Regions from separate parts of the Mus musculus genome. Here regions 2 and 3 are each linked to region 1. Evidence: chromatin loops called from intact Hi-C (ENCODE). Cell type or tissue: left cerebral cortex. All regions are shown on one strand.

Region 1 (8,000 bases):
CAGCAGTGTGGGAAGGCAGGCGGGCCTCCCTGGCAGGGCGGGGACTCCGCGCCTTGCTGCTGTCTGCGTGAGGTGTTGACAAGAGCGGGAGACTGCTCGGCTCCAACAGACTGAACTCTGTCTTTACTGTCTTTCAGATGGCAGCAGTGACAATGGGCTTTGGAGATCCTCTCTCACCTTTGCAATCGGTCAATAGAAATGCTCACTTCTTCTGGGGCTCATGTCCTTAGTCAGGGCTAGAGGGGGGCAGTGCAGCCCACTGCTGGGGACCTTGCTCCCCTGGCCGGCCCTGCCCGCCAGCTCTGGACGAGCACAGCAGAGCGCCAGGCATGGTGGGGCCAGTGGTGTGGGCACTCACCCCGGGACCGCCCCTGGGGAGGCCTCCATCTGCTCTGAGGGCCCACCTTAAAACTAACCGGCCAGGTAACTGCGGAGGGCAGCCGCGGCAGCCAGCCAGGGAGGGTAGCTGCCAATGCCAGGCTCATCTGTGCCTTGCCACCCCATGTGGGGGATGTACCTGTGGGCCTCCAGCTCCGACAGTCTCCAGGCTGCCCAGGCTCTTGGGTTGGGGTCAAGCTCCTTGATAAGAGAGGGGTCCTAACTGTGGCCCCATCATGCTCTGGAGGGAGGATGGATGGATGGGCTGGGGGCTGGGGGCCTGAGTGAGCAAGAGAGGGAAGGGCAAATAATAACTTGGGTCATAGACCTAGCTCTCAGTGAGGGGTAGAGGCCACATGGCCATGGCTGCATTAAGCAGAGGCGTCTGGGAAGGAGATGGCTCTTCCTTGCCCAGAGGCAAGTTGAAGTAGCCAGGCCCTATCCTGGGAGATCCTGTGGGAAAGACATGACCCTTTCTCTGGGGTGTCCACTTGGAGGCCACCCCTGGATGAGTTGCCTTCACATTTGAGACATACTCTGTTTACTCTGGAAAGCATGTCTGAAAAGAAGCTGTTGACCCTCTGTAGAGTCCTGGGAGATATGGTCAGAGAGGCCTGTAGTTGGGTAGTCTCACCATGAAAGGGAGACTTGGCACTCTCTTGTCAAACTGTGACCTGAAGGACAGATGTGGCTTCATGTCTGTGTGGGCCTTAGAGAAGGGGTAGCTCTACCATTGGGGCCCTTCATCTGGACAGTAGCCTGAGGCTTGTTAGCAGCAAGTTTGAGGGAATGGTCCCAAATTCAGGGAATTTCTAATGTGAGGAAAGATAGGCCCCACCTGGATGAGTTGTGTTGGTGGACCTTTAAGTCCTCTCTTAGGGAGACTGGGCTGTACTAGGCCTTCTAATGTCTGAAGAAGTAAATTGCCACTGGGACCTTTGTTAGGGTGAGAGGAGCCCTTGTTTGTGTTAAGGAGGAAGGCCCTGGCCCATGGGGCCATACCTGCGGCCCATTATTTCTGGCTCTAGAACCCCTTGCCTGGCATATCTATGAAGTGTTGGAAGGAACCTTTCCCAGGGCATGGGTGGTCCCTCGTTACAGTGGCCCAGCTCACTGCTAGTCCTGCCAGCTTCCCAGCCCTAAGGATCCCCGAGGCTTCTTCATTGGGTTCTCTGCTGCCTTGTGATGCTCTTCCCTGGGCCAGCTCTTGTGGCTACAGTCATGTGCTCCCAGCAGCTCTTTTTTGTGGGAGGTGTTGGGATGGGGGAAGTATAGAGCACACTGAGTCCTCACCTGTGTCTCCCTGCATGAGCACTTGCTCCTTGTTCTCTCCAGAGAGCCCCTTTCTGGGCTCCCAAATTCCTTCCCTGGGATCTCTTCTGGGCAGTGGCTGCCCTGTCTTCTGCCACCCTCTCTTCTGGCCTCCATGCCAGTAGGTGTGTCTGGCTTGGACAGCTCCTCCTTCCCTCTTCTGTCCCAATACTTGGCTGGACTAGTGGGAGGATCTCCCAGCCCAGCCCAGGTACCTGGCCTCCAGACTACAGAAGTGGGCTGGATTACAGGTCATTCAGCCTTGCCTTCTGACCACCCGTCAGCTCTGCTGCCAAAGTCTGTCTGGGACCTGGGCGGGCTGGGTACTTCCATGTCCTGCCGTTGGGCCTGGCCTTCCTTGGGGTGGGGTCCTGCTGACCCCTAAACCCTGGCTGCAAGGGCCCAGCCTGCACCTCACTGCTGCGTGGGGAGTCCTTCCCACGGCAGAGCTGGGCGGGTGGGCCAGGATGGGAGAGGGTTGCTGAGTCTCCCACTTTCCTGACAAGCCAGTGGCTCTCTCCTTCTGTCCTGCTGCAGATGGCAGCTCAACGGCAGCGGGCACTGGCTATCATGTGCCGGGTCTATGTGGGCTCCATCTACTATGAGCTGGGAGAAGACACTATTCGCCAGGCCTTTGCTCCCTTTGGCCCCATCAAGAGCATTGATATGTCCTGGGACTCCGTTACCATGAAGCATAAGGTAAGCAGATGAGAGCTACCCTGGGGCTCTAGCTTGCCCTCTGTCTGCTTTCCTTGCCTTCTAACACCTTCCTGTATTCAGGGCTTTGCCTTCGTGGAGTACGAGGTCCCAGAAGCTGCGCAGCTCGCTTTGGAGCAGATGAACTCTGTGATGCTTGGGGGCAGGAACATCAAGGTAAGGACAAGAAAGTTTGGTCTTAGCCGGGCAGTGGTGGCACACGCCTTTAATCTCAGCACTTGGGAGGCAGAGGCAGGCGGATTTCTGAGTTTGAGGCCAGCCTGGTCTACAAGTGAGTTCCAGGACAGCCAGGGCTAGACAGAGAAACCCTGTCTTGAAAAACCAAAAAAAGAAAAAAAGTTTGGTCTTGGACCTAGAATAATTGTTCCGTGAAGTTACATACATACAAGCAGTCACCACAGGCCTAGGCTGATGTTTCTTCTTGACCTTCTTCAGGTGGGAAGACCCAGCAACATTGGACAAGCCCAACCCATCATAGATCAGCTGGCTGAGGAAGCTAGGGCTTTCAACCGAATATATGTGGCCTCTGTACATCAAGACCTGTCTGATGATGACATCAAGAGTGTATTTGAAGCCTTTGGCAAGATCAAGTCTTGTACGCTGGCCCGGGACCCCACAACTGGCAAGCACAAGGGCTATGGTTTTATCGGTGAGTTTGGGAAGGGCCAAGGAGAAGAGGGAGCCCGCCTCTTACTGGGGCTGGCTTTTCTCACTGCTCATCCTGCCCTGCAGAATATGAGAAGGCCCAGTCGTCCCAGGATGCTGTGTCCTCCATGAACCTCTTTGATCTGGGTGGCCAGTACTTGAGGGTGGGCAAGGCCGTCACACCCCCCATGCCCCTGCTAACACCTGCCACGCCTGGAGGTCTCCCGCCTGCTGCTGCTGTGGCCGCAGCTGCAGCCACGGCCAAGATTACAGCTCAGGTGAGAGCTGGTGCAGTGATGAGTGTGGACAGTGGGTGGACAGACCCACTCAGCCTTTGGGAACTGGCTCTTAGATGGTTTGGGTGGGAACAAAGAACTGACTGTGAGAACAGACTAGAAACTGACTCTGCTTGTCTTTTGGTTGCAGGAAGCAGTGGCTGGAGCAGCAGTGCTGGGTACTTTAGCCACACCAGGACTAGTGTCCCCAGCACTGACACTGGCCCAGCCCTTAGGGGCCCTACCCCAGGCTGTCATGGCTGCCCAGGCCCCTGGAGTCATCACAGGTGAGTCTGAGTTGATCAGGTTCTCTTCCATTCCTTTCCCCTCTCCTCTAGGGTCTGTCTTCAGCTTCCCAACCCATACTTACTTCGGTGTAATCCCTTGAATCCAGGACAGGCTGGCTATCGCCAACCATCTCTTTACTCTTTCCCAAACAGGAGAGTGTATGTGTGGCTATTAAACTCGGTTGGTTTTGCTGCAGGTGTGACACCAGCCCGCCCTCCTATTCCGGTCACCATCCCCTCTGTGGGAGTAGTGAACCCCATTCTCGCCAGCCCGCCAACGTTGGGTCTGTTGGAGCCCAAGAAGGAGAAGGAAGAGGAGGAGCTGTTTCCTGAGTCAGAACGGCCAGAGATGTTGAGTGAGCAGGAGCACATGAGCATCTCGGGCAGCAGTGCTCGCCACATGGTCATGCAAAAGCTACTCAGAAAACAGGAGGTAAGTAGGTGGGCTCGTGCCAGGCCCGCTCTCGGCGGTATGAATGTGAAGTAGTGGGTGATAGGTCGCAGCATTCAGGTGTCTTTCCCACAGTCACAGCAGTCAATTGTCTTTCCTACAGTCTACAGTGATGGTTCTCCGAAACATGGTGGACCCCAAGGACATCGATGACGACCTGGAGGGAGAGGTGACAGAGGAGTGTGGCAAATTTGGTGCTGTGAACCGGGTCATTATCTATCAAGAAAAACAGGGCGAAGAGGAAGATGCAGAAATCATCGTCAAGATTTTTGTGGAATTCTCCATGGCCTCAGAGACTCACAAGGCCATCCAGGCCCTCAATGGGCGCTGGTTTGGTGGTCGCAAGGTGGTGGCTGAAGTGTATGACCAGGAGCGTTTTGATAACAGCGACCTCTCCGCGTGACTTTGGCCTCATTTCCTGGACTTGCACTTGCCCCTTCCTTCCTTTGGGTTTTGTAAAGTGTTAACCGTGGTGTGTCCCTGGGACCAGGCACTCTGCCCAACCCACCCTGTAGTGTACATAAAGATGCAGATACCACTGGCCCTGAAGTCCCTGTGTCTGAAATTGGTCCTGTGACCCAAGCTGGTTGTGTGTGGAATGTCTTATCAGGGTTCCAAGGCACCAGGGACAAGGAGGGCGTTCAGCCTGCTGTGCAGGGGTGAACAGGAGGGACCGGGGTGGACAGGCCTTGCTTTATCTTCCTTTGTGGGGAGTGCTGGCTTGCAGCCTTGCTCACGTGGATAGCTCTGAGAGCTGTCTGGCCCTGAGATCTGTAGGATCCAGGACCAAGAGAGCATTTTGTGGGCGGGCGGGCATCTGAGTTGTTACACCTGCTAGTATGGGTTACGCCAGAGCGAGGCCGGAAATCCCGACATGCCCCGCGCGAGACCGCTACGGGTCGTCGGAGACGCCACGCCGCGTGGCCCTTTGGGAGCTGTAGTTTTGAGCAGAGAGGGCGGGCCTAGGCTTCCCGGCGGGCTGCGCGGCTGGGCGGTTGTCGCGGGCAGCGGCGGCGGTTCCGGCTGCGGTGCTGCGGGCGGATGAGCTGCTAGGTGAGCAGGCCGGGCGGGATGCGGAGCCGCCGCCGCGCCCCCAGCGCCTAAGAAAGCGCTGCCGGGTCAGGCCGTGCTGCCAGCTGTGTGCCGCCGTCGGAGCCTACAGCTCGTATTGAACGCGGGCCGAGCCGAGCGCCGACCCCGGCCACAGTCCGGGACCCGGCTGCCCGCCCCACCCCCGCGCGCGCCGCTCCGCCCGCGCTCGGCGCTCATGCGGGCCGAGCCCCGCCCCCCGGCCCGAGCCCGCCGAGCGCCTCCCGAGCCCGCGCTCACTGCCCGCCCGCATCATGCTGAAGTGCATCCCGCTCTGGCGTTGTAACCGGCACGTGGAGTCGGTGGATAAGCGGCACTGCTCGCTGCAGGTTGTGCCAGAGGAGATTTACCGCTACAGTCGTAGCCTCGAGGAGCTGCTCCTCGACGCCAACCAGCTGCGCGAGCTACCTAAGGTGAGCGGCCGCCGCACCTGCTGCCCCGCGCTCAGTTCTCGGGGTGGTGTATGACTTCTGGGGCAGCCGGCTGGAGCGAGATCTCAGCAGGCGCTGCCCGAGCTGGGCACCGCAACCTCCAGCCGGCCCTGCAGGTTCCTACTGGTCAGAGCCCCGCCCCAGCCAGCCCCACCCTCCTCCAGCCGCCGGTGTTGGCACCTGGTGGCAACCTGTCTGGGGACTAAGTAGATACTGAACCTAAAAGGGGAGCCAACAGAGAAGCCCATGAGAGCACAGGAGGAGGATGGGTCCAGGGTGCGAGACCGACCCGGGTTAGCAACTGTTAAAGCTAGTTGGGCTACTTTAAGGGTAGGAAGTTGGTTTTCTTGCACTGTGTTCTGCCTTCGTTTTGGGAGGAGAGGTTTGCAGTGCTGAGTGGGACTCTCCTAAGATACTTGCAGTGTCAGATCTATTCTGTCATCGCTCAGCGGAGAGCCCACCTTTCACTGTCTGTGTTCCTTCCTGTCGGGTTTGTTTGGGGTTTTTTTTGTTGTTGTTGTTCTGAGGCCACACTAGAAGGAAGGCCAAAGGAGGCAGGTTATGTAGGACTTACTTTTCTGAGATAGGGGACTCAGTGGTCTGATATTCTTGCCGGCTGGTGGCGTTGCGGGTGTTCTTCATAGACCTTTATGGTATCCGTGTGTGAATCTTGGACATTTTGCACTTGTGTTTCTCTCTGGTGCCTGTTGTTGTTATTGCTTTTTTTTTTTTGTTCTGTTTCTTGAGACAGGGTTTCCCCTTCGTAACCCTGGTTATCCTGGAATTCATTCTGGCTGTCCTAGAACTCAGAGATCCACCTGCCTCTGTGGGTACTAAAGATGTGCACCACCCACAACCCACCCCAGTGCTCTCTGGTGTTTTTATTGTTGTTCTCTCTTTGTTAAGCTCTTGCTGTTCATTGTTGGGGTTCCTGAAGAGCTCCAAACTCCTTTAGAAGAGGTAGTTTGGATAGTAGGTAGGATACTGAGAGTGACTGACCCATAGGGCAGAGGGCAGGGGCTATCCATTTGGGAGCTGCTGATGTCTTGCCTGGGGCATGTTATCTGGGTGACATCTGGGTAATAGTGAGAGGTGGGCTTTCCACCGAGAAATGAGAGCGTAGGTCTGACAGTATCTTAGGAGAGTCCCCCTCAGCAGTTGCAGAGTATCATTGCAGAACAGCAGTGGTACATGTGACAAATGACACAAGGGAGACCAGGCATCAGGTGGGCAGGGGTGTGTTTTGCAGGCTTCTTTGTCTGGTTTTTCAGCACACTGGGTATCATGGCTAGAGCCGCAGAACCTTGTGTGACCTGGGATACAAAGAGGTCCAGGACCCTGTGGCCATGATCCTCCTGGTTTGGAAACTCTCCCATACCCATAGGGCTTTGGCTATAGAGCCTGTTCCCCTGATCACATCTTCTGCCCACAGCCCTTCTTCCGACTGTTGAACTTGAGAAAGTTGGGCCTCAGTGACAACGAGATCCAGCGGCTGCCTCCTGAAGTGGCCAACTTCATGCAGCTGGTGGAGCTAGATGTGTCCCGGAACGGTAGGGGGGGAGGGCGGGTGGCACTCCGTGAACATAGGGGGGAGCATAGGGGCTCCTGGGAGCTCCTGAGGCGTGCCATCCTCACGGCACCCTCTCCAAACACAGATATTCCTGAGATACCTGAGAGCATAAAGTTCTGTAAGGCTCTGGAGATTGCAGACTTCAGTGGGAACCCCCTGTCTAGGTAAGTGTTAGCCCACAGTGCGGGTTGGCTCTTGGCCACGGCAGGGTCTAGAGCTCTTCCATGCGTATCTGAGGCCTGTGTTGCTTTGTTTCTCCAGACTTCCGGATGGCTTCACACAGCTACGCAGCCTGGCTCACCTGGCCCTGAATGACGTGTCCCTGCAGGCACTGCCTGGAGATGTGGGCAAGTGAGTGCCCCTTGATGAGTGGATCTGGGTATAGGCAGTGCTTGTCTTGGTTCTGCCTTCCTCAGCCCTGGTCCTTGGTCTCTTTCAGCCTGGCCAATCTGGTGACCCTGGAACTCCGGGAGAACCTGCTTAAATCTCTCCCTGCGTAAGTTTGGGGCCTCCACCCAGCAGAGGTAGAGCTACCCTGGGGCGTGGCCTGAGTGGCCACATGCAGATGTTGTCTTCTGTACAGGTCCCTGTCTTTCCTGGTGAAGCTGGAACAGCTGGATCTGGGAGGCAACGACCTGGAAGTGCTGGTGCAGTGAGGGCTGCCTGGGGAAGCAAGGGTGTGCTGTGGGGCAGCTGCTGCTCCTGGGTGTCACACTGCTTTCTCCTGTCTTTGTCCATTCTTGCAGCCTGACACCCTGGGGGCTCTGCCTAACCTTCGGGAGCTATGGTTAGACCGAAACCAACTGTCAGCGCTGCCCCCGGTAAGTGAGGGTGGGACTGGCTTTA
Region 2 (8,000 bases), 140 kb after region 1:
TACCAGCAGAGAGCTAAGTGTTAGCAGGATTTTTGTATTGTCTTCTATGGTCCATCACTGGATTTTCCTTCCTCACTTGCTTGTCCTTCCTCACCTGCTAAGGCAATCTAAGCAATATCTCAGGCATTGGCCTGCTGCTGAATGGTTGTAATAAAGATCTGACAGCCAATAGCAGGGTCAGGAATTACAAGGGTGGAACTTCTGGGCAGTGAGAATGAAGCAGGGGAGGAAAGCAGGAGAATCAGAAGCAGACACAGAAGAGAACAGACATGGATAGGAGTGGGAGCAGAGAGGCATAGAGGTACCCACGTGAAGAGTCATGGGATAGAATAGTCAGGTTAAGTTTAAAAGGTAGCTGGGAGTGTTAGCATTCTGTCTAAACTCCACCCCACAGTTACCTGGCAACAGTCAGGTAGGCCTGACCCACTATAAAAGGGGCTGCCTGTCCTCTCCTCATTCTCTTGCTTCTCTCTTGCTCTTCCTTTCCCCTTCCCATCCCCTTCCCCCACCCCTCTTTCCACATGCTCATGGCCATGGCCGGCCTCTCCTTCTCTCCACCCCTCCCCTCCCTTCCCCTCCCCTCCTGCCCTGTAGGCTTAGATTTTTAAAACCTACTTAAAAAAAAAGATTTATTTATTATTTATCATATGTAAGTACACTGTAGCTGTCTTTAGACACTCCAGAAGAGGGCGTCAGATCTCATTACAGACGGTTGTGAGCCACCATGTGGTTGCTGGGATTTGAACTCAAGACCTTTGGAAGAGCAGTCAGTGCTCTTACCCGCTGAGTCATCTCGCCAGCCCTTAAATCCTACTTTTAATAAGGGTTCACAAATGCTTCAACCTCCCTTCTAGCCCACCATCCAAAGGGTGGGGAGAAAAGATGGTAAGCAGGAGAAGGAGACACAGACCTGTTTAGAAGTAGTTCCTTGAGGCGATTCCAATCTCGGTTTGTCAGGATGCTAGCAGTCTAGTTCAGTAGTGTCAGGGTACCAAACACAAGTCAGCAGCAGTGGCACTATCTAGTAGAAAGCTCCAGGCCTCGACCAATCATCACAAGACAGCAGGATTGACCAGGACCAGCAGGGGACACAGAAAATGGTCTCTGCCATGCCTCTCTCAACGAAGCCATGATTAGCAAAGGAAGTAAAGGTCAGCAAAGCTAAAGAGAAGAGGCCAACAAAGCGGTACAGAGCTAGCTATGCAAGCATGCTGTCACTGTCCTAGTTATACTCTCTCCAAATTCCACATGTCCTGCCACAAGGTGTCATCTCAGCCAAACACCACGTGAGTCTGTGTCACCTGACATATCCAGACACTTCCACTTCAAATGGGTATTCTTTTTCAAGATGTGGTTGCTTCTACTGAGATACCCCATGCTCTGCTACCAGAGGGGTTTCCTGTTTTGTTTTGTTTTGTTTTTTTCTTTTTTTCTTCCTATATTCTGTTTCCAAAAAGTTGGGAGAATGGCTATGCAGTTGGAAAACTTGCAGGTGGAAACAGAAGCACTGGGGAGGGCAAGAAGTGACAGAAAATGGAGAACAAAAGGGCTCAGTCCCCATGACTGAGCAAGAGAAGGAAGTTTTCTGCAGAAGGAAAGAGGAAAGAAACTATGCCAGAGGGTAGGCAAGTCAGAGATATCTAAAAAAGCAGGAGGACAGTATGATGAAACAGCCCATTTTGAAAGTAAGGGTTAGGGCTGGAGAGATGGCTCAGTGGTTAAGAGCTCTGACTGCTCTTCCAAAGGTCCTGAGTTTAATTCCAGCAGCCACTTGGTGGCTCACAACCATCTGTAATGAGATCTGACGACCTCTTCTGATGCGCGTCTGAAGACAGCTACAGTGTACTTAGATATAATACTAAATCTTTAGGCTGGAGCGGGGCCCAACCAGAGTGAGCAGGACCAGCCGGAGCAAGCAACCTTCATTCCCAGCAACCACATGATGGCTCACAACCATCAGTACAGCTACAGTGCGTACACGTAAAATAAAAAAAAATAAAATAAGGTAAAATAAAAAGAAATGATAGATCTGAGGCATTTTAAAGAGGCTGTGGTTTCATATGGGATGAATTTGTCTTTTGTGGAATAAATTCTAAGTAACTGGGCTACTCAAAATAGAATTATTCCTCAACACTGGAAGGGGCTGGTAACAGCTGTACTAGACTCTGGTCCACAATTGCAAACTCTAACTAAATTCAATGAGTCATTTAAAAGACATAAAAATGAGAAGAGGCGGGTTGGAGAGATGGCTCAGCGGTTAAGAGCACTGACTGCTCTTCCAGAGGTCCTGAGTTCAAATCCCAGCAACCACATAGTGGCTCACAACCATCTGTAATGGGATCTGACACCCTCTTCTGGTGTGTCTGAAGACAGCTACAGTGTACTCATATACATAAAATAAATAGATTTAAAAAAATTAGAAGAGGCTCAGGGGGATGAACTCATTTTGTAGAACAGGCTGGCCTCAAATTCAGAGATCTGCCTGACTCTGCCTCTCAAGTGCTGGAATTAAAGGTAGAGTGTGCTCTCCCACACTCTGTGTGTGTATTCTTAAGCCTGTGTCTCTATTTTTAAATTAACACTACTATCACAGTTGATAGACATATAAACTTAGCTAAACTGAATAATCTGCTGTCCTACTTACCTCCTCATAACCAATATTTTTTAGGTTTTTTTTTTATACATTATTTAGTTTTTATGTATGGGTACATGTGTGGGACAGTGTGAGCGTGAAAATCAGAGAACGACTTGTGGAAGTCAGTTCTGGCTTTCCAGTAAGTGGATCCGAGTGGATCGAATTCAGACGAACAGGCTTGGAGTTAAGTACCTTTAAAAACACCATTCCAACATTGGCTGATATTTTAATTTTTCATTATGAAACACACTTTAAGATGTTGTCGAGGTAGAAGAGATTTTATTCACTGCTTTAAAATACTCAATTTAGGTAAAGAAATCGAGTCTTGTGTGAACTCTTGGCTGGAACACACAACTGGTAAGGGATGCTGGCTCAGCCAGGCGCCTGGCCACTCAGACACGCAGACCGGCTAATGGGAAATGATTTTCCTTGCAGGATAAGAACTGGAGATTCCTTGCCAGCCCACTAGTCCCTTGAGGGACCTGTGTCCGTTTAACCACTAGAGTGTGTCTAGGTGTGCAGCTTGTCCTCTGCATTGCAGTTCCAGCGGTGAGACGGGACCATCCCCGCCCCGCCCACAGGACTCGGTTTCCCAGATGGCCGTGAGGCCCAGAAGACATTTCCCAGAAGGGCCCGCGCCTCACTGGCGCGTGACAAAGACTCCATTTCCCAGAGTTCCCCGGGAGGGTCTCGCCCCCCTCCACTTGAACCGGGAATAGCTGGAGAATTGTGCACCGGAAGTAGCTCTTGGGCTGGTGGAACCCATCGCAGGTGAGATTTACAGTTGGATTCGGCGCAGCAAACCGGGGATCTCGCAGGCTGGTCAGGGCCGTAAGAGTACGTCTCGCATTGTGGGTCTACGTGGGGTTGGGCTGGGTCGGGAACCAAGGGGTTTGGGGCCCGGGCCCTTGCTCATCTTGGTAACGGTGGAGCCATGCGGCTGGTTCAGAGCCCCCCTACAGAAACCGTAAAAAATTCCAGCGTCCTGAGGCCGTCCAGCGGTGCACCCTGCCCTAAACTACTAGGCTTTCTTAGACCGTAGGCTATCAGCTCAGCATTTGTGGGTACGGGACTCCAAGTACGAGCACCGCCCCTTGTCTGTCTGTAGGGTGAACGTTGGGGAGAAGCAGCCGCTATGATCTGTGCAGGGACCTGCCAGCCCTAATTTTGCAGTCGTAGGGATGAGGTGTACCTTTCCTCTGCCTAGTAGGGTCATGGGTTGGAACCAAGCTACTTTGTTTGGGATGGCGGCCAGCAGGAAGCTATAATGCCCAGGGCAAAGGACTTCCTGGGGGAACAGAGTTGGGTGTGTCTGTCAGCCTGTTGTCGCTCCTCCTTGGAAGTTTTGATTCTGTGCCTGCTGCCATTGGCCAAGGAGAATGGGGTAGGGAAAATGGCACATCCTGTATCCTCCTTAGCTTACACCATTTGGCCCTCCAGGTGCAGACCATAATGGGCGAACCCCATGGATCCATGAGGATCCTAGTGACAGGGGGCTCTGGACTGGTGGGTAGAGCCATCCAGAAGGTGGTTGCAGATGGGGCCGGCTTACCTGGAGAGGAATGGGTGTTTGTCTCCTCCAAAGATGCAGATCTGACGTAAGTTGCGACCATATTCAGACCCAATTCCTCCTCTTGGTTCCCTTTCCAGACAGAATAATACCCTGACCGGGTTTGTTCCTGAGCCTAGAAGTAATCTACCCCGAGTTTGGGTCCTCCCTGCCAGGTGACAGGCTGTAGTTGCTGGCTGTGCTCTTAAGTAAACATCCTCCTGTAGTTCCGGGATTCCCAGCCGACAGCTGCTAAAGCTCTGAACTTAGCTACTTGTCTCTGTGGCTGCCCTTCCAGCCATGGATCCATTCAGTTTCTAGACTCACTGCCCAAGCCTCAAACTCCTGATCTCCTCAGGCCTCCCTAGCCCTCCCCTGACATCCTGGCTTCCCTCAGGGATGCAGCCCAAACCCAAGCACTCTTCCAGAAAGTACAGCCCACCCACGTCATCCATCTCGCTGCAATGGTAGGCGGCCTTTTCCGGAATATCAAATACAACTTGGATTTCTGGGTAAGTTGGAGTGCTCCAGGGGCAACAAGCATTGGGAGCCAGGAGCTTAGGTTCTTGAAACTTCCACAGGTTTACCCCCAAGAAGTCCCCGAGGGCTGGTTTTGTACAGCCCTCAGGACATTTGGCCAAGTGCCGACCTGCAGATTGAGAAGCTGAAAGAAACCTGCACACCACACTATGTATCTGGGACTGAGCTTGCTTGGCTGCTAGATTGTCTGTTTGTCTGTCTGTCTATATCTATTTACGTAATGTGCATTGGTGTTTTGCTTGTATGTATGTCTGTGTGAGGATGTCTAGTCTCTTGGAACTTGAGGTACAGACAGTTATGAGCTAGCATGTGGGTGCTGGGATTTGATCCTTTGGAAGAGCAGCCAGTGCTCTTAACTGCTGAGCCATCTCTCTGACCCCCAAATTTTTCTTTCTTTCTCTCCTTTTTGTTTTGTTTTTGGGGGTTTGTTGATTTGTTTTGGTTTTTGAGACAGGGTTGTAGCCCTGCCTGTCCTGGAACTTTCTCTATAGACAAGACTAGCCTCAAAACTCACAGATTCGTTGCCTGCTTCTGCCTCTGGAGTGCTGGGATTAAAGGCGTGCTCCATCATTGGCCAGGCTGCCAGATTCTTGTACTCCCAGGCTTGGTTTCCTCAGCCCTCTGAATCTACCAACCACTCCCGTATGTTGGAGTGTCTGTAGCATGTGCCTTAGGAGAAGGGGCAAAACGGAAGAGCCCTGCTTCTGCCCACCGTGCTCCTGAGAATCTGCCCTCCTGCCTTTGAGCAGTCAGTGGCTTTGATCTAGCTGGCCTAACTAGACACTGCAGTATGCAAAGGTTCCCACCAGATTTTGCCCCAGGACTCTCAACCAAAGCTCTTCTTGCCCATCCCACTCTTTTCAGCAAACTGCATGGTCTTTACCTCTCCCCTGTTCTTAGACCAACATGCCTTATATATGTTTAGGGAAGAAAACTAGAGAGGCACAGGGCAAGGCACTGACTCCTCACGAGTCGGAAGTGGAAGGAAGGCGTGTCCCTTGTAGTGGGAGCCCCACGTAAAGTTTTCTGCATCTCTACTACCTACCTACCCTGTGCTCAGTAGCCCTGAGGATGCCCCTCTGGCCTCTACACCCAGGCAGGCAGGGCAGGACCTCCTGGTGGTCCTTCCTAGAGGATGGTGGCTTCTATGAGGTCAATGCAGGGAGGCTTAGCCTTATTCTAGAAGCGCTTCAAATCCATAGGCACAGATGGCACTCATATCTGAGCCATGTCTGTGTGTGGAGGATCAGGAGAGAGCTCGGGTCCTCCACGGGCAGCCTGACCCACCTGTGCCACCCACCGCAGCGGAAAAACGTGCACATCAATGACAACGTCCTGCATTCGGCCTTCGAGGTGGGCGCTCGCAAGGTGGTCTCCTGCCTGTCCACCTGCATCTTCCCTGACAAGACCACCTATCCTATTGACGAGACAATGGTGAGGCGTGGGGCCTCCTGGGGTGGCCCCTGAAGGTGTGGTCAGAACCAAGAAATGGGGGTTCTCAGTGCATCTCCTCCTCCTCCTTCTCCAGATCCACAACGGGCCGCCTCACAGCAGCAATTTCGGGTACTCATACGCCAAGAGGATGATTGACGTGCAGAACAGGTGCTGCCTCTTGGTCTTGCCCAGGCCTCTCTGGAGAGGGGAGGACGGACCCTGGGGTTAGTGAGGCCTTCCTGCTGCCTCATTTATGTCATTCTTAAGCCAGTTTCAGCCGGGTGGTGGTGGCGCATGCCTTTAATCCCAGCACTTGGGAGGCAGGGGCAGGCGGATTTCTGAGCTCGAGGCCAGCCTGGTCTACAAAGTAAGTTCCAGGACAGCCAAGGCTATACAGAGAAACCCTGTCTCGGAAAAAAAAAAAAAAAAAAGAAACCAGATTCAGAAGGACTTGGGGACACTAGGGGCACATTCTGGGGATGGTATGAGGAAACACTGTTCCTCCACAGAGCCTACTTCCAGCAGCACGGCTGTACCTTCACCGCCGTCATCCCTACCAATGTCTTTGGGCCTTATGACAACTTCAACATCGAAGATGGCCACGTGCTACCCGGCCTCATCCATAAGGTGCACCTGGCCAAGAGTGAGTGCAGCCATCCGGCACACGCCTGGCCCAGGTTACCTGCCTGTGGGGGCTTCATGCGCAGCTGTGGGGTGGGCAGGGGACCGGACCGGGCCTGGCCGCAGAGCTCTGACACCCGCCCCATCCGTAGGTAGTGACTCGGCCCTGACGGTGTGGGGTACAGGGAAGCCGCGGAGGCAGTTCATCTACTCACTGGTATGTTTGGGGAGTAGGGGGGGAGAGCATGGCCTTCCCAGTAAAGCTGTGTGGGAGGTGGAGACCTAGGAAACCATCCTTGAACCTTGCCAAGTCCCCAAGAGTACAACTTTGGCTCAGTAGGAGAAAGTGTGCCCCGAGTGAGGGACCTCCATCAGGGTGAGCCCTGGCTGTGCTCCCAAGGGAGCAGGAACAGTGGTCCAGCCTTCCCACTAGGGCCATCTAGTGCTCACTCACCTATGGATTTGACCTGACCTCTTGACCTCCAGGACCTCGCCCGGCTCTTCATCTGGGTCCTACGGGAGTACAGTGAGGTGGAGCCCATCATCCTCTCAGGTGGGCATCCGGCAGCTGCCTCTCCTACAGCAGGCAGGACCTGCGTCTACCCTGAGGAGTGGGAGCAGACATGCCCCTAGGGGTCTGGACAGGGAGGCCTGACTGACTGCTGGCCCATGGTTCCCCACAGTGGGTGAGGAAGATGAAGTGTCCATCAAGGAGGCAGCTGAGGCTGTAGTGGAGGCCATGGACTTCAATGGGGAAGTCACTGTATCCTTTGGCTCTGGTGATGGGATGCTGGTGAGGCAGTGTGGAGGAGTAATTCCGTTTTCCCATGTCGGATGGCTAACAACACCATTTTGTTTCTGGTGGTGCTTGCCCTGGCAGCGGTGGGTAGGGTGAGGGGGTGGGGGGATATAGTGGGGGAAATAGTACTCTTTCTGTTATGGTCTTGACCAAGGCATCCAGTTTGATTCAACAAAGTCAGATGGGCAATATAAGAAGACAGCCAGCAATGGCAAGTTGCGGTCCTACTTGCCCGACTTCCGTTTCACACCCTTCAAGCAGGGTAAGTTCCTGTCCCTTCCACAACCCTTAACCACCCCAACCTGCTTTCAGGCTTTTTGCCAGTTAGCCCCTGGCTTCAGCAACAGCTGTTTCTCCCGGTTCCCTGCTGAGGTCTTAGCCTCTGTACTGGGACCATGGGGTCTGTTGCTTTGCCGGCTTGG
Region 3 (8,000 bases), 90 kb after region 1:
CCAGAAGTTCAGTCCATTACCATCAAGGGAGTGTGTAGACAGACATGGTGCTGGAGATGGAGGTGAGAGTTCTAGATCTTGATCCACAGGCAGCAGAAAGATACAGATGGTTGTGCCACACTGGGCAGAGCTTCAGCATAGACCTCAGAGCCAGCCTCAGCATTGACATACTTTCTCCAACAAAACCACATCTTCTAACTAAACACAGGGGTCTATGGGAGCCATACCTATATCATGCTTAGTATCATTTTATTTTTACTTATGCTTTATTATTATCACTATTATTATTATTTTGAGACAGGGTTTCTCTGTTCAAATCTGGATGTCCTAGAACTTGCTCTGGAGACCAGGCTGGCTTCAAACTCAGAGATCTACTTGCCTCTGTCTCTCCAGTACTGGGATTAAAGGCTTGTGCCACTACCACCGAGTTACTTACACATTTTTTTTAAAGACAGGGTCTTATGTAGCCCAGGCTAGCTTTTAGCTCCTTGATCACCCTGCCACCACCTTTCAAGTGCTAAGATTACAGGATCAAACCTTCACATGTGTCCCCAAACAGTTAAGAATACAAAACGAGGAAGGCAAAAAACAGTTATAATGGTAAGGACAAAACTTTCAGAAACACCCCAGGGGGCAGCAGGAATGTTTGTCTGTCTGCCGATCTGGAAGCCAGTCATCTTTGTCTTTTGCTCCCTCTTGAAAGCTGTGTGTAAACTCCATGTAGCTGAAATCTACTTTTGTGAACAAGGGCCTCTCTGTATAGCTCACTCACTTCCTCCTCTGTATACAGTCACATGGGGGATATCAGCAGCTCTCTATGGTAGTCTTTCTGGCCCTGCTGCTTCTTCATCTAAGCTACCAAAAGCATTCCTAGTGACATCCTCAGGATCTGCTGCCGGGTGACATCTCCCCAAATATACTGAGGAACACGGTGACACTGATGGAGCCTGGCATTGCATGGCACCCAGGTTTCCTCCAACTGGGTTTTTCCCCAGTGAGGCAAATAGACAGTGCAATTCTCAATTCTTCCTTGTTTAGGAAGCCAATTTGGTTCTAGTTGATTGTGTCTTTTTTTTTTTTTCTCTCCTCCTCTCTGAGGTAGGGATCTCTGCACATAGCCTTAGGTGTCCTGGAACTCAACTCTGTAGACCAGGCAGGCCTCAAACTCAAACATCCTCCTGCCTCTGCCTCCTGAGTGCCAGGATTAAAAGCATGTACCACCACTGCCCAGCCTCGCTGATCATGTCAAAGGTCTCTTTTGCCTCCTAGATCTGTGATTGGTCAAACACTACAAACACTTTGGGCGTTGTGTTCGAGAGTACTTCTAGGTGATCTTGGCTGCTGCCCTTTTGCTTGGCAGGGTGATGGTGACGTCCCTGTACAGAGTCAACACAAGCCCGTGGTTTATTTGCTGCCACTCTGCTGAGCCCGCACCCCCCACTGAATGGTTGTCACCTCCGGTATCCACTAGCAAACCGGCACACTGCTGATGTTTTCTGATCAAGATTGAATCCTGTAAAGACACTGTCCGTATAGAGCTCATAGCAAAAAGGGAGACATTAAATCCCCGATGGACCCCTTGTATCCTCTAGATGTCTGGCTTACGGGCAAAGAAAGCTAAGAAGGTAGAATGGATGGGCCTCGTGGAAAAGTGCACTGGCCAAAAAATAAAAATAAAAAGTGGGCAAAAGAGTCCATTTTTAACCTGAGGGGCACTTAGCACTCATTAATGGCCCACAGACAAGCAGGAAGCACTAGGTCCCTGGCTTCTCTAGCTTGCATCTGGCACCTTCCTACGTGGGCCCTTTTAAATTTATCACAGATCTACTAAGGGACTGAGCCCATGTAAATGGAAAGGGGGGGAGATTTTGAACCCCAGAAGGATGGGAAAGTTTCTATGCCAATCAGAGAAGTAGGGAAAATTTTACCTCCCTGAAGAACCTAGCCAATGAGGAATTCGGAGGGGGGGGGGGATATATAGGTGTGTGTGTGTGTATATATATATATATATATCACTGTTTTGAGCCAAACTTGCAGACTAGCTACTTTTGCCCTTTCAATAGGTTGCGCAGACTTAGCAAGGCTGTAAAATAAAGTTTCCCTTTGGTTTGGCTACCGAGTCTCCAGCGCTTGGATTATGAAATGAAGACCGTTGTTCATCGTGCATTTTATCTGAAAGGTAGTAGCATTCCATCAAGGCTTTAGATGCCAAGCGTCCCCTTAGAAATGCTGTGTGGAGCTGAGCGTGGTGGTGAATGCCTTTAATCCCAGCACTCCGGAGGCAAAGGCAGGCTGATGTCTGCGAGTTTGAAGCCAGTCTGGTCTACAAAGCGAGTCCAGGACAACCTGAGCTTTGTTACACAGGGAAACTCTGTCTCCACAAATAAACAAATGTTGTGGGGAGGCTTCATCCTGAGAGCATGAAGACTTCACAAGGAAAGGGGGAGAGCTCGCTCAAAGCTGGATAGAGGAGGGAGCGTCGGTGAGAGTCCCCTTATGCTGTGGGGCCTGAAGCGCAGCTAGTGGAGTGAAAGCAAGAGCACTAAGACCCGGGTGAGTGGAGGCTGGGCACTTGGAAGTTAGTTCAGTGTCTTGAAGCTGAAGTTCTGCCTGACCTGCGACACTGTAACTGAAGAATCATGCAAGGATATAAGAAACCTTAGGGAATGAATGATTGAGTCAAGCCGTTGCCAGAGCAACAGAATGGGATGAGGTCGAGGCACTGCAACCAAGTTCTGTCTCCATAGAGGTTGTTCAAGCTGGACATCAACATTCCTAGAGCTACGCACCAGGATGCGAAAGCTGTGGTCTGGAGGGAACGCTTATATACAGATTGGCCACGGTGCTCTCTGATCCTTAATCCTGCCTGCTCTGAACCTCATAATCAGAAGACACACCCTTGAACCTAGGGTGCAGTTCTCCAGAATTTTCGGGTTAAGAAGGGAGAGTAACTGAGCTGGGGGAGCGGGTGGAGCACAGCGCTCTCATGAGTCCAGTTGGCTTGGGCCTCAAGCCATGGCGCCCAAGAAGAAGCGCGGACAAAACGCGGGGCGCAAGCAGGAAACTACAGAGCAACCGCTCTCGGAGCGCGCGCAGTACCTACAGCGCGAGTACGCGTTGCTCTCAGAAAGCCTGGTGGCCTGTGAGCAGCGGATCGACGAGGTGCTGCAGGACAACGAGTTCCTGAACAGAGAGGCGCAGCGCCTGCGCGAAGAGAACCGGCTTTATGTCGGTTACGTGAGCGCGCACGCTCTGCGCTGCGCCAACGCCGTCGTGCGCGTCGAAGACCAGAACCGCATGGATCTGGCGCAGATCCGGTGGCAGCGAGCGGAGCTAGCGTCCTTCTACCACGGCCGTGAGGACGGGGTGCGCGCTCAGCTGCAGGAAATGAAGAAGCGCGCGGAAAACATGACGCAGCGGGTGCAGGAGCTCCAGCCCTACAAGGCCAGTGCGCGCGCCCCCCGAGGACCGGGCGGGCTCCAGAGGGATGGGCGCGCTCCCTACCGGTGCGCTGATCGGCGCCCCCTGCTCCCCAACCCTCACCCCACCCCATGTAGGAGCTGCAGCTGGAGCAGCTGGCGCGAATCCGGACCCTGGAGCGCGAGCTGCTGCACATGCGCGTGGAGCACACGCAGCTCCTCCACGGGGTGAAGCGACGCTTCCTAGATGAGAAGACGGCTTTCGAGCGGGAGGCGCGGCTGCAAGTGCAGTCCCTGACGCGCCGCTCCGAGCGGGAGGCCGCACGTTCCCTCATTTCCCACGCACAGGCCCTCAAGGCGGACAACGGGTATCTCCGACAAGAACTCATGAGACTTCTCCAGAGGACCCAGTTACTGCAGGACATGCGACAGCAGCTGCTAGAGCAGCGGGAGCAGCTGCGCCGGGAGCATGTGGACTTGAAGAACCTGGAGCAAATGCACGGCTGGTTGCAAAGGGGCCCCGGGGGGCCACCGCTCTGGCAGCCACCCCAAAGCCTCCAACCCAGCTTGCGCATCGGGTCAACCAGTCACGTTTTAAAAGCCCAGGCTACGCCCCAGTCAGTTCCAACCTCCCGGGGCCAATCCATGGATCTGTCACACCGACCCTCCAAGACTCCATCTATATTGTCCAGTGAGTCTCTTCCGGGCCTATCTCAGAAGGCTGGGTCAGTGATTGCTCTCCGGAGTCCATCACATCCAGGATCTCGAGTCTCATCTCTGACTCCATCACGCAAGGACTCGCGTGTCTCATCCGCGACCCCGTCACGCAAGGGCTCCAGGGTTCCATCCATGACCTCTGGTACCTTGCGGTCGCGCGAGGGCTCTCGGATCTCTCCACAGCCCTCCTTGCGTGAGGTCTCTCCAGAAATTGACACACCTGCAAAGTCCAGTTCCAAGCTTCCCACAGCCCTGTTGGAAGATCAGGCCCCTCTCAGCCCACAGTTGGAGGAGGCAGAAAACGCTGAAGACGACACAGAAACTGTCTTGGAGCAAGCCTGAACCCACACGAGGAGGCAGGCCAGTAGGGCATAGGGTGGAGGACAAACCTTGGAAGATTTCTTGGTGCATAGATATGTTAATAAAAGTGTTAAATAAGCTCTGTGACGCTCTGACACTTGCCTGGGTCGATGCCCTTGTATTTCAAGTGAGCAGAGGCCTGCTATTCGAGCTACAGCAGAGCTGGTTGTATCCTTGGCTGCTGGAATTCGATGTTCTTCCACCAACAGCCAGCAAGGCAGGCAGGCTTAGGGAAAGTTGGGTAGTGTAATTTCAGCAGCAGAGGGCAGATTCTGTTCTCAGCACAGGGAGAAGTTACTGGGCTTTTCCAATGCTTTATATAATACGCACACACACATATGTATGTAGGTATGTATATGTATATATGTATATACATTCCAATTTAGGGAACACTGCAAGAATTATTAGGAATTCCCATTGCCACCCATCTAGATGAACAGGGATGCATGTTATATATTTGGTACTTTCAGCCATCCGGGATTCTGTTGGAGACAGTTATGCCCCTTAATTTTAAATATATCCCTGTGTTTACTGAATAGGACTTTGACCTGTTTTCTTCCGGTGCTGGGTGTTGAACCCAGGGCTACCTCCTGAGCTACAGCCCAAGCCCTGTCCCAACTTTCTTCAAGACATGATTAAAATTAGGAAATGCACCTTGGAGAAAATACTGTAAACTAAATCATACTGGCCAAATTGTCCCTGTGGTGTCTGTAGCTAGCTATGGATCTTACCTGGGTCACATCTTACATTCCATTGTGCTGGTCTGTCCTTTCCTTTATAGAAAGGGTCTGTATAGGTCAGGCTGGCCTTGAATCCAAGAGATCCTCCTGCCTCTGTCTCTTCAGTGCTGAGATTAAAGGCATCCACCACCACCTCAGCCCCGTTGTCTTGTCTTTTTTTTTTTAAACTTCTTTTTAAAGATTTATGTATATGAGTGCACTGTAACTGTCTTCAGACACACCAGAAGAGGGTGTTGGGTCCCATTACAGATGGTTGCGAGCCACCACGTGGTCACCAGGGATTGAACTCAGGACCACTGGAAGAGCAGTCAGTGCTCTTAACCGCTGATCCATCTCTCCAGCCCTCTTTGTCTTAATGTACAAGACCAGTCGTTAGAGCACTCCTTAACTGAGTTTTGGAGTCTGTTGGCTTTGAGCACCTTTCCTGTCCAGGAAGTCCAGGGCAGTTGACACCTCCTGACCCAGGGTGCAAGATGAGGGAGCCCACAGCCTTGGTACTTCTGTCATTGCCTTGGGGATCTTGTGTTCAGGGACACAGGCATCAACAGAAATCCCATGGACGTTCTACCTGTTTGGACCAGGGTAGGCTGGCTAGACAGTTGCTAGAACTTTGATGCAGCTATTTCTGGGACAAGATTGGATGGGAGTAGCAAAGTAGAGGTCACTCACCCAAGAGATCAAATTAAAGAAATTTAATTTGCCTGGTGGTGGTGGCTTGTGCCTTTAATCCCAGCACTCGGGAGGCAAAGGCTGGTGGGTCTCTCTGAGTTTGAAGCCATCGTGGTCTACAGAGTGCATTGCAAGACAGCCAGAGGCTACACAAAGAAACCCAGTCTTGGGCTGGAGAGAGATGGCTCAGTGTGTAAGAACACTGACTGCTCTACCAAAGGTCTTGAGTTCAAATCCCAGCAACCACATGGTGACTCACAACCACCCATAATGAGATCTGATGACCTCTTCTGGTCCGTCTGAAGTCAGCTACAGTGTACTTGTGTATAATAATAAATAAATCTTTGGGCTGGAGCAAGCAGGGACTGAGTGAGCAGAGGTCCTAAAAATTCCCAACAACCCCATGAAGGATCACAAACATCTGTACAGCTACAGTGTACACACATACATAAAAATAAATAATTGTTTGTTTTTCGAGTCAGGGTTTCTCTGTGTAGCCCTGGCTGTCCTGGAACTCACTCTGTAGACCAGGCTGGCCTCAAACTAAATAAATCTTTAAAAAAAAAAAAAAAAAACCCTGCCTCACAAATAAAATAAAGAAAAAGGAAAAAAAAAGTCTTTTTTATGGGTTGGAGAGACGGCTTAGCAGTTTAGAAGACTAGCCGCTCTCTCCAAGATTCTGAGCACCCACATGGCACTCACAACCGTCAACAATGGGACTGGATGCCGTCACAGGTACATGCAAACCCATATACAGAAAATACATCTTTAAAGACTTGAGATTTTCATGTGTATGGGTGTTTTACCATGCCTGGTGCCTGCAAAGGTGAAAGGGGGTGTCCGATTCCTAGGGACTGAAGTTATAGATATTTGTGAGCCATTCATTGGGTGTTCGGAACTAAACCCGGGTCCTCAGCAAGAACAGCAAATGCTTATCACTGAGCCGCCTCTCCAGCTCCCTACATGGGATCCTAGGAGATCTGATGGTCAGGTTGCAGAGCCTCCGGAATTGCAGAATAAAGAGAGAAGTATGTAGACCATTGGGGGGGGGGGGTGTCCTGCTGCCCAAGAGCAGTCTTGTGACCCGCTTAGAAACCAGACCTCTTCTGTCAGCTCTAACATCAGACACTGGAATCTCCTGTGCTGCGTGTCTCTGGATGTATGTTTGCATACGTGTGTGCTTGTGAAGGCCAGAGTTTGACATCACCAGGGAGTTCTTCCCTGATCACCCTCTGCTGTACTAATGAGGTCTCTGGCTGAATGTACTAAGCTAGCCCAGCTAGCCGGTTTGCTCCCAGGAATCCCGTCTCTACCATTATGGGTGGGCCACGTGCTCATCCAGCTTACCGCGTGGGTGCTAGGGATCTAAACTTGGGTCCTCGTCAGGCACAGCACTGCTTTATCCAGTGAGCCATCTCCTAACCCTCAGATGCTACAGTAGAAGTGTGAACCACTCACTAGGTGTTACTACTGCCATATGAGTTGGCTACCCAAACATCCTCGCCAACTCACGCCTAGCAACATTTTCGGCAAAGTGGGGAGGTCATCAGACCATATCTAAAATCGGGCCACTCCCTGCTGCCAGTGCCCAACCTTGTCTGACACTGTCCCAGCTGCAGGCAGTTCCCACAAGTGCTGAAGTATATAATATAGGTGGGGTGTTAGCTGAAGGTGGGGCCTGGTGTGAAACTTCTCCATAAACTAAGTAAGATATTGGTTCAGCAGGTTATGCTTGGGTGGAACCCTTCCCTTGAACTCTGTGGTTGTCAATGTTGGGTGAATACCACATCTTCTGTGGACAGAATGAGAAATGTTCCCGTAGGCTTTGATGTTTTTGAGCCCGTGGCCTCCAGGTAGTGGTGCCGTTTCTGGGACCTTTGGGAGGCACTGCCTTGTTGGAGGAAGTGTCTCTGGGGGCAGACTTTTCCATTAAAAACCCCTTCCCCGCTTTCAGGGTTTGCCTCTGCTTGGTGAGCGTGGTTGAGGATGCGTGTGTGTTCTGCGCTTCCCGCATCAGGTCTACTGCCGTGCTTCCCCGACACGGTGGACTCTCTCTAGAACAGAGTCAAAATAAACTCTCCCTTAAGCTGCTGTT

Evidence for each region. A loop is a pair of places that touch in the nucleus more often than their neighbours do. Peaks named below come from ENCODE experiments on the same cell type or tissue, not always from the same donor. Only the 100,000 strongest peaks of a DNase experiment are listed, where the experiment ranks them.
Region 2: a loop joins it to region 1, with 2.3 times the contacts of the local background. A loop is called at or near these places in 7 of 42 quality-filtered maps.
Region 3: it touches region 1 in a loop (2.2-fold over the local background); 2 of 42 quality-filtered maps call a loop at or near these places.

Annotation. Positions count from the first base shown.
Region 1 is chr15:76,066,795-76,074,794 of GRCm38, reverse strand. It overlaps Scrib (scribbled planar cell polarity), which reads left to right and starts at 5,011. Exons shown (of 36, transcript NM_001310543.1): 1 at 5,011-5,566; 2 at 7,017-7,134; 3 at 7,240-7,318; 4 at 7,416-7,505; 5 at 7,594-7,650; 6 at 7,738-7,801; 7 at 7,901-7,975. The coding sequence starts at 5,408. Puf60 (poly-U binding splicing factor 60) reads left to right here. Exons shown (of 12, transcript NM_028364.2): 5 at 138-188; 6 at 2,227-2,388; 7 at 2,470-2,562; 8 at 2,842-3,055; 9 at 3,139-3,329; 10 at 3,478-3,613; 11 at 3,811-4,046; 12 at 4,168-4,613. The coding sequence ends at 4,467. In left cerebral cortex, no CTCF peak of the experiment used is centred here; a DNase peak (open chromatin) is centred at 4,965; H3K4me3 peaks cover 1,807 bases; H3K27ac peaks cover 686 bases.
Region 2 is chr15:75,925,125-75,933,124 of GRCm38, reverse strand. It overlaps Gfus (GDP-L-fucose synthase), which reads left to right and starts at 3,307. Exons shown (of 11, transcript NM_001357005.1): 1 at 3,307-3,406; 2 at 4,076-4,233; 3 at 4,582-4,696; 4 at 6,030-6,158; 5 at 6,253-6,326; 6 at 6,668-6,801; 7 at 6,932-6,996; 8 at 7,266-7,332; 9 at 7,463-7,542; 10 at 7,741-7,840. The coding sequence starts at 4,088. In left cerebral cortex, a CTCF peak has its summit at 3,094; a DNase peak (open chromatin) is centred at 3,276; H3K4me3 peaks cover 1,638 bases; H3K27ac peaks cover 934 bases.
Region 3 is chr15:75,977,245-75,985,244 of GRCm38, reverse strand. It overlaps Ccdc166 (coiled-coil domain containing 166), which reads left to right and starts at 2,960. Exons shown (of 2, transcript NM_146059.2): 1 at 2,960-3,444; 2 at 3,558-5,373. The coding sequence starts at 3,016. The coding sequence ends at 4,478. In left cerebral cortex, CTCF peaks have their summits at 2,899 and 3,099; DNase peaks (open chromatin) are centred at 3,304, 3,612, 4,375 and 7,258; H3K4me3 peaks cover 1,708 bases; H3K27ac peaks cover 1,448 bases.